Regions from separate parts of the Homo sapiens genome. Here region 2 is linked to region 1. The links are chromatin loops, found by intact Hi-C in ENCODE. Cell type or tissue: Caco-2. All regions are shown on one strand.

Evidence for each region. Peaks named below come from ENCODE experiments on the same cell type or tissue, not always from the same donor. Only the 100,000 strongest peaks of a DNase experiment are listed, where the experiment ranks them.
Region 2: a loop joins it to region 1, with 17 times the contacts of the local background. A loop is called at or near these places in 3 of 110 quality-filtered maps.

What each region holds. Positions count from the first base shown.
Region 1 is chr4:188,369,998-188,377,997 of GRCh38, forward strand. It overlaps LOC105377608 (a long non-coding RNA gene), which reads right to left. Exons shown (of 3, transcript XR_939620.3): 1 at 7,965-8,000; 2 at 6,758-6,812; 3 at 6,286-6,662. Among named protein-coding and RNA genes, the nearest start is that of LINC01060, 82 kb to the right of the region's middle. In Caco-2, a CTCF peak has its summit at 3,091; a DNase peak (open chromatin) is centred at 3,094.
Region 2 is chr4:187,992,283-188,000,282 of GRCh38, forward strand. ZFP42 (ZFP42 zinc finger protein) reads left to right here and starts at 3,489. Exons shown (of 4, transcript NM_174900.5): 1 at 3,489-3,558; 2 at 6,826-6,991; 3 at 7,327-7,403. It overlaps LOC124900881 (a long non-coding RNA gene), which reads right to left and starts at 597. Exons shown (of 3, transcript XR_007058513.1): 1 at 400-597. RefSeq lists enhancers at 2,677-3,656, 3,657-4,638, 4,253-4,547. In Caco-2, no CTCF peak of the experiment used is centred here; a DNase peak (open chromatin) is centred at 3,429.

The DNA of each region.
Region 1 (8,000 bases):
TCATAGCAAAATTGAGCAGAAAATAGAGTTCCAATATATCCCCACCTCCAAACATTCATAGCCTCCCAACTGATAGCATTTTCCTTGAAAGTTTAATGATTGAGGGTTGCCTGCTTTTACATAATTTACTACGTATTTTTTAAAAATTATAGGCCAGGCGTGGTGGCTCACGCCTGCAATCCCAGCACTTTGGGAGGCTGAGGCGGGTGGATCACCTAAGGTCAGGAGTTCAAGACCAGCCTGGGCAACACAGTGAAACCCCGTCTCTACTAAAAACACAAAAATTAGCCAGGCATGGTGGCGCTGCCTGTAATCCCAGCTACTCGGGGGACTGAGGCAGGGGAATCGCTTGAACCTTGGAGGCGGAGGTTGCAGTGAGCCGAGAATGCGCCAGCCTGGGTGACAGAGCAAGACTCCATCTCAAAAGTAAATAAATAAATAAATAAATAAATAAATAATAAAATAAATAAAATTATGTTAATAGATGTTACTATACATGTTCTGGTTAAAAACCTGAGAAAGTATTTTATTACATTTGAGGAATGGATTTGAGAGTATTTGTACTTCAGGCAATAAGAAATATTGATCAAATCTAAAAAAAAGGATCATAAAAAAGCATTTGATACTTTGTTTATCCATATATTTGCGAACATAAATGGAGTTTTTTGGATCAGATGACATAGTATCTATTTCCTTAATCTATGGGTTAGAATATAAAATGTGATTGATTACAAAATAACTTGTTTTTCATGAAAAAAATTAGCAGCTCTTGTAAAATGCATCTGAATAAGGAGAAAGTGTGCTACAAATGAGTAAAGAAAAACGCTGACTGGCTATACAAATACACTACTCATTAGCACACAAAAACTGTCTCACTTAACCAGGGAACTCCTTCCATTCCATCAGGCATGCCTTCCAGAGCACGTTCTTGCCTTTTAAATCATCAATCATTGCTGCCACTTTAGTGAGACCAAAAGGGTTAAAACTGAAACCCAGCCATTCCCTTTCACTTCTGCAAATGCAGCTCAGCTTTCCCTTCTCTGGTCTATAACAAATGCCACCCACTCTTTCCTCTGGGGTCTTCTCTGATTTGTATGGCCAGTCCCCAACCCGCCTCCTGAACTTCCATGCAACAATTTCAGACCCTCAGCAGTGGAAAGTCTTAGCATAGATGTTCTGTGAGCTTCAGGGCTTAACCCCTCATGAAACTTGACCTGAATCCGTCAGTGGATAGAAAACGGATTTCATATTTAGAATCAGCATAACTATTTGTTACAATTTTCCAGAGTGTTTTTTTTTTTCTTTGGAGACTGAGCCTCGCTCTGTCCAGCCCAGGCTGGAATGCAGTGGTGTGATCTCCGCTCACTGCAACCTCTGCCTCCAGGATTCAAGCAATTCTCTGCCTGAGCCTCCTGAGTATCTGGGATTACAGGTGTCCGCCACCATGCCCGGCTAATTTTTTTGTATTTTTAGTAGAGATGGAGTTTCACCATGTTGGCCAGGCTGGTCTCGAACTCCTGACCTCAGGTGATCCACCCACTTTGGCCTCCCAAAGTGCTGGAATTACAGGCATGAGCCACTGTGCCCAGCCTCTCAATATTCTTGATATTATATGTACTTGTATTTTCTTTGTATTTGAAATTATCATTAGGATGGTAATCAGACAACTTAGATGTTACAATATCTATACTAATCACATCACATTACTTTATTGTTACTAGTTTCTGTGAATGTGTCTTATCTTTTAAATTAAATCCAAAGCTCTTTGAGCCAGAAACTTTGTCTTGTATGAGGTTTGCTATATAAGTATTTGGAGGGAAAATTGAGTGACTCGTTCTTTCGTAAAACTGTTATATCGGAACACCACAGCTTCATGAAAACACATTAACTAGAAGTTATTACACTGGAGTTCGATCTCCAAATAATGCGGGTTGATTAAGTTCCATTAGCTCTGTGGCTTTAAGCAAGTTCCCTACTTCTCAAGACCTTATTGAATTCACTTTACAATAGGGTGACTGGGTCAGGTGATGTCTCCAGTATTCTCCCTTTTAAAGTTATATCACTTTTCAAAAAGAAAGTCTATTCTAAGAAAGAAAATATGACTCGAAGTCTGAATTTGCCCAAGTACCAAAGAAAGGCTAAAGTTAAAGCAAATCTTATTCATAGAGAGCACTAGTAAATCTATTTCTTTTTGATGCTTGAATGTTTTCTATGCTGGAATGTTCTTGGTACATATTAGGTTATAAAATGACTCATCTTTAGGACATTTCAGTGCCTGAGGGTATTTTCTTTGTAATCCATGTATTGAAATTTGACTCTTGATAGCACATGCCAAGCACATAGTTCCATAATATGATTTTTTAAAATTACAGATAATGAATATCAGATGAACACAACAGAAGACACTTAGAAATAAATCACATTTTGACCACTTTTAACAAATACTCTTAGATCAGTGTCAGATATGAGTCCTTAAAGTTTGGCCACAAAGATAATAAACACTTTATCAAATCTCTATCTTCATAATGTGTGCTCTTCTGAAGAATTATTGTCTCTAACAATGCTCTCAAAGAGCTACCAGAAAGGTTATTAAAATGAAACCTATGGTCACTGTAGTCAGAATACAAAACAAACACGCATAGTCACAGTTCATTTGCATCCATTTGCACAGTGCATTTGTTTGATTTTACAAATAACTGATAGATGAGTGGAAATAATATTCAATGTCTTGCAATTTGCAGAAAAGAGAAGTGCGACTTTAATCTCAGAAGAAAATATTTCCCAGAGAATGTGAATATCTAGTATATTGTGCTATCAAAACTCTATCCCTTTATTTTATGTCCTTGCTTGACATTTAGTTGGGGTTTATTCAAGGATTACTTGATTGGAAAAGTGCCTGCATATTTGGATGTTTAAATACATTTGATTTATGTCTCAAGTGACATTTGTGGAAAACATTTTCTGTTTTAGAAACAGTCAGGGTCAGGGAGGTCTCGCCGAGGGGAGGCAGGGACTCAAATGAAGGACTGGCCACATGGAGTATGTGTATCTCGGAGAAGAACATTGCTGACCTCTGTAGGAAGAAAGACTGGCCACATGGAGCATGTGTATCTTGGAGAAGAACATTGCTGACCTCTGTAGGAAGAAAGATGTGCACAGGTGGGTCTGGTCTATGCCACATGGATCCCAGTAACAGCAAGGAGGCCAATGTAACAGGGGTAGAGAAGCAAAGGAGACATTTGGAGAGGCTGCCATATTTTAAAGGTTTTGTGGCCATGTTTAGATTTGGTTATAAGAGTCATAGGACACCATTGGTCTTCTGTTTTAAAGACACCTCTCGCTGCTATAGTGGGAGGAAGGAGAAATATTAGCATCAGGTACAGGTGAACCATGTTTGTGTCTGAGGTAGATGCCCAGCAAGATGAGATGTGCAAGGTCCATCTACATAACTGTGAAGGACAAAGGGAACGGGGGCAGAGGCAGGGAGGGGAAGCCTTCAGACAGTTGTGCCAGTGGGAGACCTTGAAAGGAGAGGTGAGCTCGGACAGCCTGAGACCCAGCATAGTGCTGAGGAGGTGCTGGCAAGGCCAATGGGGGCCGCCTGGGAAAAGCTGCTCTCTAGAAGAATCCTGTTCCAGGCATGAATAGCCTTGACCTAGTCCTCTCTCCTAGGACTGGGAAGAGCCTGGGAGAGGGTGGCCTGGTAGTCAGGAAAGAGTGGCAGCTGGGGACTGTCACCTGCCTGCTCCTTGCAGCAGGTTCTTGTGAAGGGAGAGCCAATCAGGCACCTCCATGGGCACCAGAACGTGAGCGCTTTGGACTAGGGTGGAGGTAGTGGAGGTGGTGAGGTTTTGCCGGGGTTCTAATATATTTAAAGGGGAGAACCAATGATATTTACTAAAAAATAAAATGTGAAATGTCAGAATTCTTTGAGTTGAGATTTTGGGTGAATGGTTATGACAATTCCTAATGGAAATTGGAAAATATTTGGAAGGAATGGGTGTCAAGGTCAGATAAAGGCAGATAAGAAACTGTTTCAGGCATGTTAAGTCTGATTTAACTATTCACCATCCACTTCGATATGTGACAATGGCAGCTGGATATATTTTACTGGGCGGATGGTGGCCTGTGGTATTCCTTCAGCTGCCATTGATGGATAGATGGCTTGTAGAGCGTGAAGACCATCGAGGAGCGGAGTACAGCTGAGGAAGAGAACGGGGTACATTCACGACACCCCAGTGCTCCGCAGCATCTAGAAATTGGGATAAGAAAATGGATCTAGCGAGAGAGTAGAAGTAGCCAGGTAGAAGAATAAGTAGTTTATATAAAAAGAGAGTGTCTGACTCAGAAAATAAGTAATGCAGATGAAAAGGAGGGGATCGATTTGAGAAACATCTACTTAGGATTGGATTATGAAGTAAAGAAAGGACTTTAAGAAGGAGGCAGTTGTCACTTGCTTCAAATCCTGACAAGAGGTGGAAAGGATGATACCTCAAATGGATCACTGGATTTAGCAGTGTGGAGGTCGGTGGTAATGCTGACAAAAGTGGTTTCAGTGGAACACTGATGAAAGCATTATTGGAGGGAATGTAAGACAGAATAAGAGAGCAAGTAAAGGCAGTGAGCATAGAAACTACTCAGAGGAAATCGGCTGTAACAAGAAACAAGATGGAGAATTGCTGTCCTCTCAAGAGAGAGGCTTATGTTTTAAGAGAGTGACAACACAGCAAGCTTAAATGTTTGTGGGAAGGCTCTCTTAGAGAAGGCAAAAACGTATGATCCAGGAGGAAAAGGGGAGAAGCACATGGGAAAATTCTTAGAGGAATCAATAAGAGGGGATGGGATCTACTCCATGTGAAATCAGTTTTGCTTTAGAGACAGCATAAGTAGGTCACCTGTTTTACCAGGAGGAGAGGCAAAGCGCACAGGTCCAGTGCAGCTGAAGTGGTTTCCTCGCTAGTGGAAATTTGTAGACATTCTCTTCTGATTGCTTTCAAACTTCTCAGTGAAATAAGGATCAAGTCACAGTTAGGCAAAGAGGTGCGGGGCGGGCATGGTGGAGAGTTGAGAAGGGGTGGTGTGAAAGTCACTTTGGTGGAGGGAGAGTAAATGAACTTAATGACTCTTGTGACACTGTTGGGCAGTCCTGAGTGCCTGCTTGAGTTCATTCCTGTATATTTAACGTGAGGCCAACCAGCAGGTTTAATGTTTTTCTGTATTCATTTCCAAGTCCTTGGGTGTGAGCACAAACAGGCACAGGCCATATGTAATCATTGTGGTGGTTTTACTAGGCAGATGTGGCACAGGAAAAAGGGCAAGGTAATCGAGAGTAAATAGAAGGGGGTGGTGACAATGACTGATGTAAGATTGACGCTGGGAAATGAAGGAACTGAGAGCTGGAGGGGTGCAATTAATAGAGTGCGGGCTTTGTGGGTTCAAAATATTTAGAATGGGGGCCAAAACGCTGAAGGAGACAGCAAGAAAAGATTATGGAGGAGACAGAGTGAGTCTGGATATGAAAAAAAGTCCAGCGTGTTATCACAAGAGACAAACTGGAAGAGGCTAGATGAGCAGAATAGAGGACAAAGAACCAAGAGTCCTGGGTATTGGTAAAACCTGCTGTGGTCTGGATGCTTGTGTCCCTCTAGATTCCTATGTTGAAACCCTCATCTCCAAGGTGATGGCATTAGGAGGCGGGGCCTTTTGGGATGCGACGGGATCATGAGGGCAGAACCCTTGTGAGTGAAGTTCATGCCTTATACAAGAAAGCCTAGGGCCTTCTTTCCTCTCCACCGTGAGGATGCAGTGTGCAGTGAACTAGGTAGCGGGCTGTCACCAGACACCACACCTGCCGGCACCTGGATCTCAAACTCTCCAGCCTCCAGAACTGTGAGGAAGACATTACTGTTGTTCATAAACCACCCAATCTACAGTATTTTGCTACAGCAGCCAAAATGGACGAAGACAGATCATTTACACGGGTAGAAAAATCACCAGGAATAGCGATGGTGAGAAAAACAGCAAGCCAGACACAAGAATCACCCGTGATGAAGGGGATGGTAAATGACTAGGGAGAGTGACAGAAGGCCCAGTCCCCTGACATGAGCCTTGATGGAACTGGAGCTTTTAGCAGGAACCAGGGCAAATGGGCTTGAGGCAGCCCAGTAGTGTGCAGGGTGTGAAAGGGAAAAACAGCCCTCAGTTGACAGTGTAGTACTTTCCTAGGACTTCTGTAGCAAAACACCATGCACTTAATGCCTTCAATCAACAAACATTTATTCTCTCACAATTATGGAAGCCAGAAGTCTGCAGTCAGTATCAATGGGCCAAAATCAGGGTGTCAGCACTGTCACCCTCCCTTGGTGGCTCCATAAGGAAACCGGTTCCTTGTCTCTCAGCTTCTGGTGACTGCCAGCATTCATTGGCTTGTGGCCACATCACTCCAATATTTAGGGTCAACATTTTTTGATCTCCCTCTGCTCTGTCTTCATATCTCTTTCTCCTCTGTGTGCCCTAAAATCTCCCTCCTCATCTCGTAACAGAATATGTGTGATGTGTGATTGCATTCAGGGTCCATCTGAACAATCCAGGACGATCTCCCCATCTTGAGAACATAATCATATCTGCAAAGGCTTTCTTTTCTTGCCATATGTTATGGTCACCTGCAAAGACATATGGGCCCCTGAGGTTTGATTTGAATGTTGAGGCTGATGATGCCACACACAAGCTAAGGGGGTATGAAAGGTTCATTACTCACATACTTCAGGCTTCTGGGGAGAGCAGGTGGGCCTCACAAGCAGATCCAATGTGACCTAAGAAAGCAAGGGAAGAAGACTGGCCCAAGATGTTATAGTGGTTAGGGGTGGGGCTGGGGTGGGGTCAAAGTTCCCATGTGTGGGAAGGGCTCGTATGGTTTGACTCCCCCACCAGTGCCAAGGGAGGGGGCTCCCCATCTTTCCTGTTGGCTTATCCAGATGCGGGCATAAAGGAATACCAAGGGGTGAGGCCTAGAAGCTGTCAGGAGTCAAACATCAAGAAATGGGGCCAGTCTGGGCCTGGTGGCTCATGCCTATAATCCTAGCTGGGAAGCTGAGGCCCAGAACTTTGGGAGGCCCAGCACTTGAGGCCAGGAGTCTGAGACCAGCCTGGCCAACATGGTGAAACCCTGTCTCTACCAAAATATAAAAGTTAGCCAGGGGTGGCGGCACATGCCTGTAGTCTGTAATCCCAGTTACTTGGGAGGCTGAGGCAGAAGAATCACTTGAGCTCAGGAGGCAGAGGTTGCAGTGAGCCGAGCTCACACCACTGCACTCCAGCCTGGGTGACAGAGTGAGACCCTTCCTCAAAAAAAAAAAAAAAAAAAAAAAAAAAAAAAAAAAAAAGGGAGGGAGGCCAGACTACTCATTACATCATATAAGGCAATTTTCCCAGGTTCTAAGGTTCTAGAGATTAGGAACTGGCTATCCTGGGGTGGGTGGTAGAGTCCAGCCTACCACAGGGAGTTATGAAACATAAGCATGGTCCTCAAGGGGGAACTGAGATTAGGGTTCGATCAGAAATAGGAGGGGCGTATGAAAGAAGTCAGTGCTATAGATTTTTATGTAGTTACCAATGAGCTGAAACCCATTTCCCCATTTTATCTGTTTTGTTCATTGCTGTGTTCTCAGCTTCTACAACAGTACTTGGAACATAGTTGGCATTTGATAAATATTTTCTAAATAAATAAATGAATAAAAATGGACGACATTTCTAATGTAAAGAAGTTATTGGAAAATCACAATGGAAAGTTGGATTTGAAATTTAGGCATCTTCACAAAGTTCATATGCATTATTACTTTAAAATTCTGTAGCGTGGAAGGGAGATGGCAGGGGAGTATGTCACTTTGTGACACAAATGAATGAACCATGCTAATTTCATGGAAAACCCTATCTAAAATTCTGAAACAGAACACCCTGCCTCCCACCTGACATAGCTGCTTCTGTTAGCGTTTTCCAGCCCT
Region 2 (8,000 bases), 380 kb before region 1:
TTTTTTAATTTTATTAGAGACAGGGGGTTTCACCATGTTGCCCAGGCTGGTCTCCAACTCCTGAGCTTAGGCAATGTGCTGGCCTCGGCCTCCAAAAGTGCTAGGATTACAGGCATGAGCCACCACGCCCAGCCAACACTTGGGTTCTAATCTGAGTTTAGAAACTTATTCCTGTATAAAGTTTCTTTGTGCCTCGGGGTTATTTTAAAACGCAAATGAAATTATAATAACAGTAATAATAACTATTTTAGAAATTTGATTTCAGATAAAATGAGACTGTGCGTGTATTCAATTTATATTAGCTAAATCAAATAGAAATAAGCTGAAGCTCTAATAATGAAATAATGTTTTACAAGTTTAAGGTTAATAAGCATTTATAGATAAGGCATGTTTTCTTACAATATTCCGTTCCCAGGGCTCCTGGACTGAAGATCGAAGTTCTTCCCATGGCCTACGGGGTCCCAGAGTCTGGGCCTGCATAGCCTCTCCACACTCGCCTCCACTCATCTCAGGTCCTTCCATAACTATTCCCTCTCCTGTCAGGGAGGCTCTGCCGTCCACGCTGATTCCTGCAGATCAGGGAAACCTCCCCTAACTTCCCGGCTCTCCTATGTGGCTCCCACAGCACCACGCACCTCTCCTTCATTGTGCTAATAATAGCTGCATTGTGACACTTACAATCATGATTATTTGGCTGGTATCCTCTGACTGTCTTTATTTACAATGTGGATATTTTGTTCTCTATAAATTGTTGCGTTGATTTTGATTCTTTTACATGCCAGGTTAAAATATTACTAATACTGATTACTGAGGGTGTTTTGTTTACAAGTGAGTTACTCACCTCAATCTAGTTCTTACCCTCCTGTTCTGACCTGGCCATTCCGCATTCAAACCCCAGGAGGCCAGGAATACGTATCCACCAGGGCCTAGAACCTCCGCCTGTGTAGGGGAGAAACTCAAATCTGTATAGAGTGAATTAATGCATATCTATAGTTTTTGCATTTTAAGGGTTTTAAGGAAAATATTGATTTGTAACACAGATAAAATGGTCGAAATACAAGTGTTTTAAGTGACCATGATGTTACTGGCAGAAGAATCACTATGACTAAAATTCCAGCAATGGACAACACTTTTTCTATGCATAACCTCTTTGTGGTCAATTTCAAGACAGCCCACTTCTGTTTCACGGTTTAATTGGTTCTCGAGCTCATTTAGGAGAAATTCAATTTCCTTTGAGCTGAGTTCATATCACAACAGATGAGTTCATTCGTTTTGGTTTCTTCTTCAGGCCCATGGAAAGGAAAGCTAAACGATAATGGGAGCAAAAATAATCTATGGAAGAGGTGGAGTGTGAAATGTAAAATTAGATTTTCTAAACATGCTGTCTCTAATGCCCAAACAGAGCCACACCCAAGCGATCAAATGGAATCAGTGGTAGGGGAGGCGATTATAAATCAATCTAGTTTATGGGATGCACTGTGTGAATGGTTAAGGGAGTGATAAAGGGTGGTTTCCGACAACCCAAAGAAAGGATCCTCGGCTTGAGCTAAGTGTGTGTGTTTCCATCTAGTGAGGAAAGGGGCTTTCAATGACATTGCCACTTAAAGGCTTACAAAGAAGGTTCTGGTCAACATTCTTCGGTTCATTGAAGTATTTCTTATCGAAACCCAAATGTTAACATTTTTATCTCCAAGGGAAACAAAAAAAAAGGCTGGTGGAATTCCCCTGTAGTTTCTAAAGAGGCCACAGCAAGGCGCCATAGAGACAGAAGGAGGGAAGTTGAGGGAAGTCCTTCTGACTGGTAAATCGGCTTTCTGACCCTCGTCTGCAAATAATACATTCTAAGGTAAGGAACTAAGGAAGCTTTATTGAAATCGGATTTCAAATGGAGAGGTCCTGCTATGCCTACTGGAGGAGATCAGGGAATAATAAATATTTCCTTCATTGAAAATTATATCCTATTGGCCAGGCGCAGTGGCTCACGCCTGTAATCCCAACACTTTGGGAGGCCGAGACAGGCGGATCACCTGAGGTCGGACCAGCCTGCCAACATGGAGAAACCCTGTCTCTACTAAAAATACTAAATTAGCCGTGCGTGGTGGTGCATGCCTGTAATCCCAGCTACTGGGGAGGCTGAGGCAGGAGAATCACTTGAACCAAATAGGCGGAGGTTGCAGTGAGGTGAGACGGTGCCACTGCACTCCAGCCTGGGGGACAGAGAAAGACTCCGTCTCAAAAAAGAAAAAAAAAGAGAAAGAAAAGAAAGGAAGGAAGGAAGGAAGGAAGGAAGGAAGGAAGGAAGGAAGGAAGGAAGGAAGGAAAATTATATTTTATTGGCCAACCTCAAAATTGAAGCTTATTCAGAAACAGATTTAAAAAAAGAAAAAAGTGGAGAACTGCTCCCAGATATATATGCAGAAAAGCTTCAAGTCAACATTTAGGAGGTTTTTAAATATCGATCTGGGTTTCGTTCTAATGGTCTGGGTGTACTTATACGACCTATTACATTTCACTAGACTGTAGCCAATAGTGAGCGTTGACTGACCATTGCTTTCAAAGTGAGTTGTGTTGCCTTTAGCAATACAGTCACATTAATGGCCAGAAAAAGAAAAAAGAAAACAAACACTGGGGGTGTTTGAAACAACTGGGGGTAGGGTGGGGTGGGAAAGGTGTGGGGGTTTGCGTTCGAGTCAACCTCTATTTCGGGGGGTAAAAACTGCCTCCTCCGCTTGATTTTTTTCCTCGATCTGCAAAAGCGTAAATGTTTTGTTTTGTTCTATTGAGATGGAGCCTCGCTCTATCACCCAGGCTGGAGCTTAGTGGCGCGATCTCGGCTCACTGCAACCTCCGCATCCCGGGTTCAAGCGATTCTCCTGCCTCAGCCTCCTGAGTAGCTGGGATTACAGGCGAGCACCACCATGCCTGGCTAATTTTTGTATTTTTCGGTAGAGACGGGGTTTCGCCATGTTGGCCAGGCTGGTCTCGAACGCTTGACCTCATGTGATCCCCCCGTCTCGGCCTCCCAAAGTGCTGGGACGACAGGCGTGAGCCACCGCGTCCGGCCTAAAAGGGTAAATGTGATTACACCCACGCGTATTTGTTCAACAGACATTTATTGAGCGCTCACCACGTGCCAACGCCGGGCGTCTGGGCTCTGGAGGCGCTGCCACGTGGCGGATGCGCAGTGCCCGGCGGCCGGGCTGAGGGGTGAACGCGGGGGTCAGGGGGCCCCGGGCTGAGGGTTTGCGTGCGGGCCGGGTGCCTGGGGGCCCCGGGCTGAGGGTGAGCGCGCCGCCCAGGTGCCAGGCGGCTCCGGGCAGAGAGTGAACGCGCGGGCCAGGTGGCTCCAGGGCGGCGCCCCAGGGCGGGGCCGGCCACGCCCTCCCTAACCCTGGCGGAGCTGATGGGTGGCTGTAGCCTGATTAGACCGCGTCAGTCCGGAGGGTGGGTCTTGGGAGGGGGCGCAGGGCAGTCCACGTTTCCACTGCAGTTTCTCCTTTGTTTTACGTTTGGGAGGAGGTGGCATTGGAAATAGCAGAGTGCTTCGCGGTAACAGGGGTGAGTCTTGTTTCATGGAACTTTTTTCAAATGGGGAGAAGGGGGTTGTGTTGCTCACTACTTGGAATGTGTCGGTCAAAGGGGTTAGATAGTCAGGGAGGGGAAGCGTGTTCTCATCCTGGGACCAGGCCGGAGCCGGCCTCGCCGGGAGACTTGTAGCCCTCGCCCTGCGGTGACCCGTGGCTGGCCACTGGCCTCAAATGTTGAAAACGGGCAGATGGGCAAGTAATACACTCTCAAGAAAGCAAGTGTCTGGCGGTGATTTCCTAAATTGCATTTTTTATTTTATTTCAAAACTTCATGTAAATATGTTTCCTTACAATATCTGGCTAAGTCTTTTCTATATTAACATGCTTACATTGTGATCAAGACACCAGTCTCTTCCCTTTCTTTTCCTCTCCTCTTATCTCTGGAGATGGCAATACCCCCAACTCAAATTACTCTAGCAAAAAACCTAGGAGACTCTTTCTTTTCTTTTTTCTTTTTTTTTGGAGACAGTCTCGCTCTGTTGCCAGGCTGGAGTGCAATGGCGCGATCTCGGCTCACTGCAACCTCCGTCTCCCGGGTTCAAGGGATTCTCCTGCCTCAGCCTCCCAAGTAGCTGAGATTACAGGCGCCCTTCACTGCGCCCGGCTAATTTTTGTATTTTAGTAGAGACGGGGTTTCACCATGTTGGTCAGGCTGGTCTCGAACTCGTGACCTCAGATGATCCGCCCGCCTCAGCCTCCCAAAGTGCTGAGATTACAGGCGTGAGCCACCGCGCCGGGCGAGACTCATTCTTGATTCCTGTTTCCCTTCCGCTCTTCATCCAATCCACCGGCGAGCTGCAGGGCGAGGGGGTGGTTCTTTCTCCTGTTTTCCCGCTCTCCCTGCATTTCATCTCCTCTGCCGCCATCTGCTCCAAACCCCTGGCAGCCCTTCGCGGGATTCCCAAATCTAATAGATTTTTCTGTTCTCCCCAAATCCATTCTCCATGCAGCTGTCCGGCCCATCTTCTAACCTAAAAAAACTTGCTGTTTGCTTGTTGGAAGCCCTGTAATGGTTTCCTTGGGACCTGGGATGAAATGCAAATGGTCCCGGGGCTCACCGTCAGCCCCGCGCCTGGGCCTCGCCCCAGCCCCCACCTTCCTGCCCGCCATAGCTGTAGGGAGCATGGAGCATGGAGCGTGGAGCGTGGAGCATGGAGCATGGAGCGTGGAGCATGGAGCATGGCCTGCAGCCCCCGGGGAGCGCCGGCAGCCTGGAACCAGCAGGCTTCGCTCGTCTCTTCCCACCCCCGTGCACTTTTCCTCCTGCCCACATCTGGCTCCGATGGCCCCCTCCTTGGGGGCCTTTTCCAGACATTCATGATGAAGGTGGCGTCCTCGGTTACTTCCCCTCTCATATTCTTTTTTTTTTTTTTTTTTTTTTGAGACAGAGTTTTGCTCTTGTCGCTTGGGCTGGAGTGCAGTGGCACGATCTCGGCTCACTGCAACCTCCGCCTCCTAGGTTCAAGCGATTCTCCTGCCTCGGCCTCCCGAGTAGCTGGGACTACAGGCGCCCGCCACCACGCCCGACTAATTTTTTTTATTTTTAATAGGGTTTCACCATGTTGGCCAGGATGGTCTCGATCTCCTGACCTCGTGATCCGCCCGCCTCGGCCTCCCAAAGTGGTGGGATTACAAGCGTGAGCCACCGCTCCCGGTCCCACCCCGCCCCGACCTTTTTTTTAATAGCATTTTTCTCAATCTGACATTTTTTGTTTATTTGCCCTTTACTGTCTGTCCCACACCAAACTTTGTGTTAACGAGGAACTTTGCATCTTTTTCCCTAAGTTCAGCACCTAGAACGAATACTAAATGTATATGAAGATTTCGTCCACATCCGCTTTTACCAGTATGTTTTCCATGTACAGTCAAGTTCCATATAAGGCCGTTTCAGTCAGTGAGCAACCCCACGTACTATGGTGGTCCCATAAGATTATAAAAGAGCTGAAAAATCCCCATGGCCTAGTGACATCTTCATGATCCTGAATTTGTGTAGGCCTAGGCTCATGTGTGTGTTTGTCTCTTCGTTTTTAACGTAAAAGTTTTTAAACAGACAAAATTTTACAGAATAAGAATATAAAGAAAAAATATTTTTGTACAGGTGAAAAAATGTTTGTGTTTTAAGCTAAGTGTTATTACAAAAGAGTCAGGAAGTTTGCACATTTTTAAGTTTATAAAGTTAAAAAGAGTCTGGGCGCGGTGGCTCACGCCTGTAATCCCAGCATTTTGAGAGCCTGAGGCAGGCGGATCGCCTGAGGTCGGGAGTTGGAGACCAGCCTGACCAACGTGGAGAAACCTCATTTCTACTAAAAATACGAAATTAGCTGGGCGTGGTGACACATGCCTGTAATCCCAGCTACTCAGGAGGCTGACGCGGGAGAATCGGCTGAACCTGGGAGGCGGAGGTTGCTGTGAGCGGAGATCACGCTGTTGCACTCCAGCCTGGGCAACAAGAGGGAAACTCTGTCTCAAAAAAAAAAGTAAATAAATAAATGAATTTAAAAAGTTACAGTAAGCTAAGGTTAATTTATTATTCAGGAAAGACAAATTTTTAAATAAGTTCTAAAATTTGCCTAAGTGTACAGTGCTTATAAAGCCTACAGTTGTGTACAGTGGCGTCCCAGGCCTTCATTCACTCAACACTCACTCACTCACTCATCCAGAGCCACTACCAGTACTGTGAGCTCCATTATGGGAATGTGCCTACACAGGTGTACCATTTTTTATCTTTTGTACAGTATTTCTTCTGTTTGGATATGTTTATATGCAAATACTTACTGTTGTGTTACAGTTGCCTACAGTACTCAGAACTGTAACATGCTGTGGAGATTTATAGCCTAGGAGCCATGGGCCCTACTGTGTAACCTGGGTGAGTTGCAGGCTGTGCCATTCGGGTCTGCGTAGCTACACTCTGTGATGTTCACAGGATGACACAGCAACCTAAAGATACATTTCTCAGAACATATTCCTGTCTTCGAGTGATGCATGACTAGTTATTTCTGCTAACAGAAATTGGCTTGCCATATAAATAGTTTTCTTTTAGTAAATTAATAAATTACCATTTCAATGTTATATGTCATCCTCACAAGCTTGTATACTGCTATGAGAAATAGCATAATGCTCGGAGATCTGACAAATAAGAATTTAGCTTAGAAAGGTAAGGACCATACTTGAACCTTAGTAAATTCATAAAGAAAACACCTCTCTTAGGAGATGCCTTTCTTTTTTTTCTGTCACCCAGGTTGGAGTGCAATGGTGTGATCTCAGCTCACTGCAACCCCTGCCTCCCAGGCTCCAGCGATCCTCCCACCTCAGCCTCCTGAATAGCTGACCACCAGCACACTAGGCAAACCCACCCCACTCACGGCCTCCCTTGGGAATTCAGACCTAACCATCGCTGAGCTGAAGTGTAGGTGTGGTCTGATTAGACTCATTTTTTCTTTTTTGTAGAGATGGGGTTTCACCGTTTTGCCGAGGCTGGTCACCAACTCCTGGGCTCAAGGGATCCACCCACCTCAGCCTCCCAAAGTGCTGGGATTGCAGGCATGAGCCACCATGCCTGGCCTTAGGAAATTCCTTTCTATGTAACACCCTGCATCATTAATAGCCAGCTTTTTTGAAACTTCTACATTAAATTGTCTAAACTCTCAAATAAATTCCTAGTAAAGTAATTATATAGGGTTGTTAAATCAGAGATCAACAGCACAATGACTAATGCATACTCATGATTTCATCTCACTAGACAAATGTACTGAGGCTGGAGCCTGTGTGAACAGAACAGAAGAGGCCTTCACTCTAGTAGTGCTCACAGTCCAGCAGGTAAGACAGACTTGAAGCAAGGGACACCAGAGCTCTGATCAGTGTGAAATAGGGAGCTAGGAGAACGTTTAGCTTTGGGACTCAACTGAGCTGAAGAATCCAGGGAAGCCTGCCTGAAGAGGTGATGTTTGCGCATTTGAAGTATGGATGGGAAGCAAGCCTCTGTGTGTGTGTTGGAGGATAGGTGGTATTTTAGTGAGAAAAAAGAACATTTGTAATGGACTGATCTGATGCTTTACTGGAGAAAGTTTATTATGGCTGAATAGTGAAATACAAGAGCTATAGATGGCAGGAGGTGAGCTTGGAGGGAAAAGCAGCAGTCAATTAAATTGCAGTTACAGGTTGAGTATTTTTTATCCAAAGTGCTTGGGACCAGAAGTATTATGGACATCAGATTTTTTTGAATGTTTGAGTATTTGCAAAATACCCAATATGAGCATCCCGAGTCCGAAAATTCAAAATCCAAAATGGTCCAATGAGAATTTCCTTTAAGTGTCATGATGGCACTCAAAAAGGTTTCATACTTTAAGCATTTCAGGTCCTAGATTTTCAGATTTGGGATGCACAAGCTGTTTTTTAAATGGACTAATTGGGGAG